2 separate regions of the Homo sapiens genome follow, and region 1 is linked to region 2. A link is an interaction called in ENCODE POLR2A ChIA-PET data of the cell type or tissue named here. Cell type or tissue: PC-9. All regions are shown on one strand. Each heading gives the region's core, and the rest is flanking DNA. Links, peaks and the distances in the headings are about the cores only. Region 1 overlaps ENAH (ENAH actin regulator). Region 2 has its middle 32 kb from the start of ENAH.

Evidence for each region. Peaks named below come from ENCODE experiments on the same cell type or tissue, not always from the same donor. Only the 100,000 strongest peaks of a DNase experiment are listed, where the experiment ranks them.
Region 1: POLR2A ChIA-PET joins it to region 2 with 6 read pairs; 5 of 35 experiments call an interaction of 5 or more read pairs at or near these places.

Annotation. Positions count from the first base shown.
Region 1 is chr1:225,614,505-225,619,883 of GRCh38, forward strand. The region is part of intron 1 of ENAH (ENAH actin regulator); the gene reads right to left. Among named protein-coding and RNA genes, the nearest start is that of ENAH, 36 kb to the right of the region's middle. RefSeq lists an enhancer at 222-1,052. In PC-9, for the core only: no CTCF peak of the experiment used is centred there; no DNase peak of the experiment used is centred there; H3K27ac peaks cover 644 bases.
Region 2 is chr1:225,682,872-225,688,250 of GRCh38, forward strand. No RefSeq gene overlaps it. Among named protein-coding and RNA genes, the nearest start is that of ENAH, 32 kb to the left of the region's middle. In PC-9, for the core only: no CTCF peak of the experiment used is centred there; no DNase peak of the experiment used is centred there.

The DNA of each region.
Region 1 (5,379 bases), core at 237-5,236, 68 kb before region 2:
TCCATCTGGAAGCTCTCCAGACTCTATCCTTTGGGTTTGTATAGAGGCTTCATTATGTAGACATGACTGATTAAATCACTGGCCACTGGTTATCAACTCATCCTTCAGGCTCTTCCCCTTCCCCTCCCAGGAGATAGGTTGGTTGCTTCTCCTAGCAACCAGCTCCCCCACCCTGAAGCTATCCAGGAGCCCCAGCCACCAGTCATCTCATTAGCATACAAAAAGACATTTATTACAGTACTTTGGTCAGTCCAAGGGTTTTAAGAGCTGTGTGCCAGGAACCAGGAACAGAGACCAAATATGTATTTCTTATTATATTACAATACCACATTTACCTATTTTCACTCAGAAACCTGTCTCAAATTTCCGATTCCATAAGGTAAGTAACCCTTCCTCCAACACCAATCCTACCTCTATTCCACAACCTCAATACCCTTCTCCATACACAAATCCTTAAGAGTAATACTTTTCTCCCTCTCCCTCTCCCCGGTCTCCCTCTCCCTCCACGGTCTCCCTCTGATGCCCTCTCCCCGGTCTCCCTCTCCCTCTCCCTCTCCCTCTCTCTCCACGGTCTCCCTCTGATGCCGAGCGGAGGCTGGACTGTGCTGCCGCCATCTCGGCTCACTGCAACCTCCCTGCCTGATTCTCCTGCCTCAGCCTGCGGAGTGCCTGGGATTGCAGGCGCGCGCCGCCACGCCTGACTGGTTTTTGTATTTTTTCGGTGGAGACGGGGTTTCGCCGTGTTGGCCCGACTGGTCTCCAGCTCCTGACCGCGAGTGATCTGCCTGCCTCGGCCTCCCGAGGTGCCGGGATTGCAGACGGAGTCTCCCTCACTCAGTGCTCAATGGTGCCCAGGCTGGAGTGCAGTGGCGTGATCTCGGCTCGCTACAACCTCCACCTCCCAGCCGCCTGCCTTGGCCTCCCAAAGTGCCGAGATTGCAGCCTCTGCCTGGCCGCCACCCCATCTGGGAAGTGAGGAGCGTCTCTGCCTGGCCGCCCATTGTCTGGGATGTGAGGAGCCCCTCTTCCCGGCCGCCCAGTCTGGGAAGTGAGGAGCGCCTCTTCCCGGCTGCCAGCCCGTCTGGGAAGTGAGGAGCGTCTCTGCCCGGCCGCCCGGCGTCTGAGATGTGGGGAGCGCCTCTGCCCCGCCACCCCGTCTGGGATGTGAGGAGCGCCTCTGCCCAGCCGCGACCCCGTCTGGGAACTGAGGAGTGTCTCTGCCCGACCGCCACCCCGTCTGGGAGGTGAGGAGCGTCTCTGCCCGGCCGCCCCGTCTGAGAAGTGAGGAGCCCCTCTGCCCGGCCGCCACCCCGTCTGGGAGGTGTACCCAACAGCTCATTGAGAACGGGCCATGATGACGATGGCGGTTTTGTCGAATAGAAAAAGGGGGAAATGTGCGGAAAAGAAAGAGAAATCAGATTGTTACTGTGTCTGTGTAGAAAGAAGCAGACATAGGAGACTCCATTTTGTTCTGTACTAAGAAAAATTCTTCTGCCTTGGGATGCTGTTAATCTATAACCTTACCCCCAACCCCGAGCTCTCTAAAACATGTGCTGTGTCCACTCAGGGTTAAATGGATTAAGGGCGGAGCAAGATGTGCTTTGTTAAACAGATGCTTGAAGGCAGCATGCTGGTTAAGAGTCATCACCACTCCCTAATCTCAAGTACCCAGGGACACAAACACTGCGGAAGGCCGCAGGGTCCTCTGCCTAGGAAAACCAGAGACCCTGTTCACATGTTTATCTGCTGACCTTCCCTCCACTATTGTCCTATGACCCTGCCAAATCCCCCCTCCGAGAAACACCCAAGAATGATCAATAAATACTTAAAAAAAAAAAAAAAGAGTAATACTTTGAAATAGTCACATTTAAGGCATGAGAATTATTTCAGACTCACTGGTGACAATATGTCAATATTAAATAATGTTGAGAAAAAAATTTAATGAATGAGTTTATTCATACAAGTAAATTTCAAATTAAAATACATTTAAAAAGGAACCTAACTACAACTACTCTATGTTGATGTATGGTTGAAATGCGGATTCACAAGTACATGTTATATATAGTATTTATAATTATATATTGCATCTATATATAAAAATTGAAGATAAAATATTCTTCTAGGAAAAGATAAGCTAATTGAGATGCTCAAAAATCAAAAGTGATACCACCAATCAGAACTACAAAGTCAATCTAAATATCTCTGGAGGTGGTAATTCCAGACTCCAATAAAATACAAGCATTCAAAATTTATGGTTACTGAGTTTCTACTAGTGATTGGAAAACTAACTCCACCCATTAAATTAAGATTTGAAACCAGGCATGGTGGCTCAGGCCTGTAATCCCAACACTTTGCGAGGCTGAGGCGGGCAGATCACCTGAGGTCAGGAGTTCAAGACCAGCCTGGCCAAGTGGAGAAATCCTGTCTCTACTAAAAATACAAAAACTAGCCAGAGGTGGTGGCAGGCACCTGTAATCCCAGCTACTCGGGAGGTTGAGGCAGGAGAATCGCTTGAACCTGGGAGGCAGAGGTTGCAGTGAGCCAAGATCATGCCACTGCACTCCAGCCGGGGCAACACAGCAAGGCTCCATCTCAATTAAAAAAAAAAAAAGATTTGAAGATGTCCAACTTAAGTGCTGACCTCAGATCAACAAATGCAAATGCATTATCAGACACGAAAAAGAAAAGGACATTTCCATCTGTCTTCCTTATAGTTAGTTGAAATATACATGTCCACTGACAACTATGACATTACTTCTAAAAGTGAATTTAAATTCTATTCACAAAATAACAACCTAACCAAATAAGCAAATATGTAAGTGTACTTCCAGGCCCTATACATTATCCTTTCATACCACAAAAGACGTTCTAGTACTGAGTGACAGCTTTTAGACTATGCTTAGATAGAAATTGGGGTTACTAGGATCCTGGCTCAGGATTTAGACACATTATCTGATACATAAAGGTCAGCATAAACCCAAATTAAAAGCACCCATTGCAGGTTCTTATATCTGTGGTATTAAAAAAGTATTTTTTAAAAAACTGAAAGGATCTTAGCTGTACAGTGCTAAGTGGACAGTGTGGTGACAGGATGGCAATTAATTTAGTCTCTTCCTTAAACTCAACTTAATTTGTATCATCACAACTGGTCAGAGGTATGATTCACGCATGCAACTCCAACTCACTAGTAAGCTTAGGAATAGCCAGCTAAGTAAATTTTACTACTAATGCTTCCAAAGGTCATTAGAATTTACATTCCAACACACAATATGAATAAATCTCATGTGATACTGCCATCTAAACCATCAGAAAGCACCTTAAGTCTCTCCCCTTACCAAAATGGTTAGATAATATACAGCTAATTTTGAACTGAAAGGTTCTGTTACCACCAACCTATGATTAAATCCTGAGCAAAATCTTAAGGGAAGGCATAACATTTTTAATTGTTCATCGTAGCTATCAATTATTCTTTCAAGGAAGCTCTCTTAAAAGAGGAAAGTTATCAGTCAGAAGCATTACCAGCCAGAACTAAGTGAATGTAACTGGAATGAGCAGGAAAACATTTATCCTTGAGGCAAAGGAACATAATTTCAGGAACCAGGAGGCAGATTTCCACTACATACCAACTTGCACCTAATCCCAAACAGATTGTTCAACAGCTGTTGCCCTTGCCAAACTGGTCTCCATTCTCATCCAAACATCCCCCGGAGGAAAATGACAATTCCCTGAAAGCAATCAGCCTTACTAGCAATCAACTTTTCCAAAAACTGGGGAGAAAGAAAAAGTGAACCATGGGCCAATATCCCTAAAACCTAATAAAACAATATCCTGCCAGCAGCTCTTTATATGAAAGGTTCACGCATCTCACTTAAAAAAGAATGGTCATCCAGATACAAAATTGGCCACAGGGACTTCTTTCAATCATCTAGTGGCCAATTTGGAACCTTTTTCTCCTCACCTCTCCAAGATAGTACAGCACAGAAAAAAAGGGGAAGATAATCACCTCTCTGTTCCTACTATCAACTTCTGCTTCATATTCACTAATACGTAGTTCACTGATCCTAGACAGGTGCTCAGAACTGTCTCCACCCATTCCACAAATCTATCAAGTGCCTACCTACCAGTCTTTCTTGTTTTCCTCTGAAATATAGATGAATTCTCAGTGATCACTCTACAAAAACTCAACTTAGAAAGTTTCATGTTCTACTTAAAACACTTAAATGAGAACACTATCTCTGTGCTTTAGGTTTTCTGTTTTTAACCACCTTTATACCAGCAACTACCAGGAATCACCTTTAAAAAAATTCCAAAGGATTCTACTCTATACTAAATTACATTGCGTTACATGCAGGTAAAGGAAAGACATGAGCCAGAGTTCAGAGGAGTTTGATGGCACCAGTGGAGAGAGAGAAGGCCTACTTTCTGGCCCACAATAGGAGGGCAAAAGGTTAAAGAAGTCCGAGGACCCCTACAATGGCTTACCTTCTATCCCCAAGATGCCAAGCCTACATCAATTCATCTCCCAAATCAGCATTACTCAAATGTTTAAGGCCTGTGATAAATAAATACACTGCATATACAACCCAGTACACACACACACACACACAAATGCACAGACACTAAATGTTTCATGAAACACTTGCCATTACCATGTGCAATGTTTCCTGAATATTTTCTATTGTCTTTCATTTGTGATAAATCCTGTTAAAAACCTACAGTTAGAAAAACTAACCTACAGTTAGCAAAACACCACCCTTGCCAATCACGGTGGGTCACGCCTGTAATCCCAGCACTTTGGGAGGCCAAGGCGGGCAGATCACTTGAGGTCAGGAGTTTGAGACCAGCCTGGCCAACATGGTAAAACCCTGTTTCTACTAAAAAATACTAAAATTAGCTGGGCATGGTGGCAAGCACCTGTAGTCCCAGCTACTCGGGAGGCTGAGGCAGGAGAATCACTTGAACCTGAGAGGCAGAGGTTGCAGTGAGCTGAGATCCTGCCACTGCACTCCTGCCTGGGCAACAGAGTAAGACCCCATCTCAAAAACAGAAAAGAGAAACACCACCCTAAAATACTCCCACCTCCCTAGTCTTATTTTGGGGATCAGGGGAAGGAGGATGACTATAGAGAGAAAACCCATCAGAAACTTGGGATTAAGGAGAATCCCTGGGGCAGAAGGGCCTTCAGTCTCAGACATCCCAATTTAAAACCCTGAATGGTCTCAGAGAAATGCTTTTAAAACACAGCTATCAGGTCAATTCTGCAGTCTCAGTGTCTTCCCAAATAAATTATAGACATCAAATGTCTGGTGATACCAAAAACTACTTGTACCCTAAAAGTATTGAAATAAAAAGTACATAAATGATAATAAATTTTAAAAA
Region 2 (5,379 bases), core at 109-5,108:
AAAGCCACATCGAAAGACCTGCACTAAACCAAATTTCAAATTCTCAACAAATTCCAACCTTACCTTTTCCCCTCCAAGACCCTATCAAAGCTCTATGGATGAGGTGTTCTCCCTAACCACAGTAAGCAATGAACTTGGCTATGTCTTATCAACAGGCTGTGCGGTAGTATTTGGGGATCCAGCATTCAACATCCTAATATGTACAGTACATTAGAAGGTTAATTGATAATCATTGCCGGCACTTCAATAGATGAAAAATAGAATATTTAACATAGTAGTGTAGGGCTTTACAATTTACAGAAGGCTTTCCCATGGGTGACTTCACTGGGCTCACTTACAGTGCACTATGAGAGGTGAGGGGTAAATATTAGTATCATGACCAAGTCACACATGAGAACACAGCCCAAAGACGGGACATGACTTATCTGAGGCTGAAGGGGACCAATTAAAAGCCAGAGTAGAATCTTTATTCTAGGTCTCCCAATTTTAAATATTGACTGTTAACCTACGGAAGTCCCAACGGCAATATTTAGTATTTACATTAAGAGATGAAGCATTTTCTTAAATCTTAAAGAACCAAAGTGTATTTGTTTGCTAGGGCTTCTGAACAAACCACAAATTGGGTGACTTTGTGGCACCGAGGGGTTAATTTGATCAGGTCTGCCTGCCCTGCTTGCTTTTGCTCACTAGCTTTTTCTTTTTTCCTTTTTCCATGAAGCAGAAGGCCGTGGTAGTTGAAGGTCTTGCCACTGAACTCTGAAACTTAACCTTCACTGGCTACTTTATATATAACATTCATACATTACCATGGTAATGGCTGCTTCGGTTGTTTTTCAGGAACTTGGGCCCGCTCCTGTTCAGTTCAAACTAGTTGAGACCACTGACTGACTCTTCCGCCCACCCCGGCCTCCCAGAGTGCTGGGATTACAGGCGTGAGCCACCGCATCCGGCTAGTCCTCTCCTCATTCTAACTTGCTCTCTGTGCCAAAACTGTCTCTTGTCCTCATCTAAAACCTCATTTTTCCTCCTCATTACAGATTGCTCATGCCCCCAAATAGAGCTGTTTTATTTTGAGGAGTCTTCAATTCGGATTGAAGGATGCAGGCACTGGGCCCTCATGAGTGCCTGAGAGGTGGCCTTTTGATGTTGGAGGGCCCAAAACTCCACCCTCCTGATCATGCTAGCAGCACCATTTTCTGTGCATATGTCCTATAAAATGCCACAAACCCCAACTATGTTTGCACAACATGAACCCATTACTTCATTTTTCCCCACCGCCAATCACCTCTCCCTGCACCTTAGACAACCCCACTCCCCTAACCCATCAATATCCCTAAGCTTTATCTTTGGGGAGGCAGATTTGAGAACTGTTCTCCCACCTCCTTGCTTGGCAGCCTCACAAATCTTTTCTCTTTTGCAAAACCCGTGTCACAGTGATTGATTTACTGTGCACAGGCAGAACGGACCTGGACCTGGCCGGTGACATTAGAACAACCAAAATTTGTTGTCTCACAGTTCTGGAGACGAGAAGTCCAAGATGAGGGTGTTGGCAGGGTTGGGTCTTTCCGAGGGCTGAGAAGGAGAATCTGTTCCAGGCCTCTCTTCTCACTTCTGGTGGTTTGCTGGTTTGCTGGCAGTCTTTGGTGCTCCTTGGCTTCTGTCGCATCACCTGGTCTCTGCCTCCATTGTCACATGGTATTCTGCTTGTGCGTGTGTCTGTGTTCCCCCAGCTTTTTTTTTTTTTGAGACTAGGTCTCCCTCTCTCACCCAGGCTGGAGTGCAGTAGCACAACGATAGCTCTCTGGAGCCTTGACCTCCCAGACTCAAGCGATCCTCCTGCATCAGCCTCTTGAATAGCTGGGACTACAGGCGTGCATCACTACACATGGCTAATTTCTTATTTTTTGTATAAGCGGGGTCACGTTTTGTTGCCCAGGGTGGTCTCAAACTCTTAGGCTCAAGTGATCCTTCTGCCTCCACCTCCCAAAGTGCTGGGATGATAGGCATGAGCCACTGCACTCAGCCACATTTCCCCTTTTTATAAAGACACCAGTTTTACTGGATTCAGGGCCCAGCCTACTGTAGTATGACCTCATCATACTTTAACTAATTACATCTGCAGTGACCCTAGTTTCAGAGCCCCGATGCTAAGCATTACACAATGACCCTATTTTCAAATAAGGAAATCTAAGGTACTGGGCTTAGGACTTCAACATGTGAGCTGGGGTGGGTAGGGGAAACATGCAATTCAACCCACAGCACAAAGATAATGAAAGTTTGGTCCATCTCTGCAAGCCCAACAGTTCATAATTGATCCTTGTATTCCAGTAAATCCTTGGGACTAGGGATGGCTTTTAAGACAGGAAAATTTGCTTTAGTGCAGTAATGCTTATTACCCTAGGCAGATAAATTTCCTGGGCTGCTATGTGGCTAATTTTATTTTATTCTCACTAATAAGTAATCATGAATACTTCATGAATTATTGAGCAAAATGCATGCCTGAAAGCCACTGCTTGTATTCAGTTTAAAGAATAGGTCCATTTCAACTGAATTTTGAGTGATAGCAGTAAATAAATTGTGTCTACTGGTGACTCACACCTGTAATCCCAGTGCTTTGGGAGGCTGAGGCAGGAGGATCACTTGAGGCCAGGAGTTCTATACCAGCCTGGGTAATATAGCAAGATCCCATCTCTACAAAAAATTTAAAAATTAGCTGGGTATGGCAGCACACACCTGTAGTCCCAGCTACTCAGGAGGCCAAGGTGGGAGGATCACTGGAGCTCAAGAGGTCAAGGCTGCAGTGAGCTGAGATTGCACCATTGCACTCCAGCCTTGGTAACAGAACAAGACCCTGTCTCAAAAAAAAATTGTGTCTGCAAAAGAACCTGGTCCAGTCTGGTGCATGCTACATGCTACACTCCTACTGGTAAAGATGGGTTTGTGTAAAAATGTAGCTTGAAGAAAATGATGTGTTTTAGTCTACAAAAGTAGACAGGGAACATGGTCTGTTACTAACTTGGGTGAATTTATTCTGGAACCTTTTCTGCTTTAACATTCAAAGGTTGATCCCAGGAGAAAACATTCTACTCCTCAACATGGGTCTTGCCTGATTCATTTACCAACTATGACAGTAAGTACTGATCCATGTAGTCAATGCTTTAAAAAAAACCAGTGACGACAGCCTAGACAGGCTGTTCTTTTTCTTCCTCTCCTTTTTAGTTCATTTTTGTTGATTTTGATGGAAATCTCTATTTTGAGGGAAAGAAATATATTTGCTTACTGTAATCAGATGTTTTTTGAGCCAGTGCATTAGATGTTTTCATGGTTATATCAATTTTAGTTTTATGTAATATCAAATAGATTTAAGTATTACATACATGTATATATACATATGAAATCTATCTGTAAATTATAAACTAATAATAGAATAAACATATGGGAAAACCACTTTCAACAACTTAAGAATCAGAACATTACCAGTAACTGTCTTCTTTCCTCCAGGGGTAATCATTCTCCTAAATTTGTGACTTCTTTGCCTTTAAAAACTTTTATCTTTTTTAATCGATATATCATAGTTGTACATTTTTTGGAGTAAATGTGGTATAAAAAAAGTTGACTGGGCACAGTGGCTCATGCCCGTAATCCCAGCACTTTGGAAGGCTAAGGCGGGCGGATCACCTGAGGTCAGGAGTTCGAAGCCAGCCTGGCCAACATGGTGAAACCCCATCACTACTAAAAATACAAACAATTAGCCGGGCGTGGTGGCAGGTGCCTGTAATTCCAGCGACTCAGGAGGCTGAGGCAGGAGAATCGCTTGTACCTGGGAGGCAGAGGTTGCAGTGAGCCAAGACCACACCATTGCACTCCAGCCTGGGCAACAAGAGTGAAACTCCATCTCAAAAAAAAAAAAAAAAAAAAGTTTTGCCACATATGGCATATGTTGTTTTGTTTAGTTTTGCTGGTTGGGGGTTTTATAAAAATAACATACTATTTTAGTCTTCTGTGACCAGCTCTTTTCTCTCAATATTGTGTTTCTGGGATTCACTCACATTGCTGCATGTAGCAATATAGTTCATTCCTTTTCATTGTTGTGTAATAGACAATTGTGTTAATGCTCCACAATTTACTTATCCATATTCCTGGCAATGGGCATTTGAGTTGTCTGCAGTTTTTTGCTCTTGTGAATTATGAACATTCTACATTTCTCCAGGTATGTATGTCAAAGAGTTACACTACAGGGCATTGGTTTCCAAACTTTAAAAAACTGTAATATGTTTTATACACACATATTTTACAGGTACCATAAATACTTTACATCACAACTGTACACACATGGTGCACACATATGTGAAACCAACAATTTATGAAACAAAACTTACTCTTTTTTCTTTTTTTTCACTCCAGCACTCAAGTTGGAGTGCAGTGGTACAATCACAAGGCTCACAGCAGCCTCCACCTCCCAGGCTTACGTGATCCTCCCATCTCAGCCTCCCAAGAAGCTGGAACTACAAGCATGCACCACCATGCCCAGCTAATTTTTGTATTTTTTGTAGAGACAAGGTTTCACCATGTTGCCCAGGCTGGTAAAACTTACTCTTACTATACTAAGTTTTTCCACTCTACTGAATTTTATTTTGTTTGTTTAAAAAAAAAAAAGTTGGTTGAGGCCAGAAGCAGCAGTTCACATCTATAATCCTAGTGCTTCAGGAGGCCAAGGCAGGAGTATCACTTGAGGCCAGAAGTTCAAGACCAGCCTGGGCTGGGCGCGGTGGCTCACGCCTGTAATCCCAGCACTTTGGGAGGCCAAGGCGGGGGGATCACGAGGTCAGGAGATTGAGACCATCGAGACCATCCTGGCTAACACAGTGAAACCCCGTCTCTACTAAAAAATACAAAAAATTAGCCGGGTGTGGTGGTGGGCACCTGTAGTCCCAGCTACTCGGGAGGCTGAGGCAGGAGAATGGCGTGAATGCAGGAGGCGGAGCTTGCAGTGGGCCAAGATCGTGCCACTGCACTCCAGCCTGGGCGACCCAGCGAGACTCCGTCTCAAAAAAAAAAAAAGACCAGCCTGGGCAACACAGTGAAACCCCATCTCCACAAAAATAAAAAAAAGTTAGCTAGGCTTGGCTTAATGGTGTGTGCCTGTAGTTCCAGCTACTCAGGAGGCTGAGGTAGGAGGATTGCTTGAGCCCAGGAGTTGGAAGCTGCAGTGAGCTATGATTGCACCACTGCACTCCAGTCTGGGTGATAGAGCAAGACCCTGTCTCTGAAGAGAAAAAAAAGGTTGTACCACCAAATTGTAGATGTTTGAAAACACCCAGATCTAGAATACTATACCCAGGAGTGAAACTGCTAGGTCCTGGTTATATGCATGTTTGC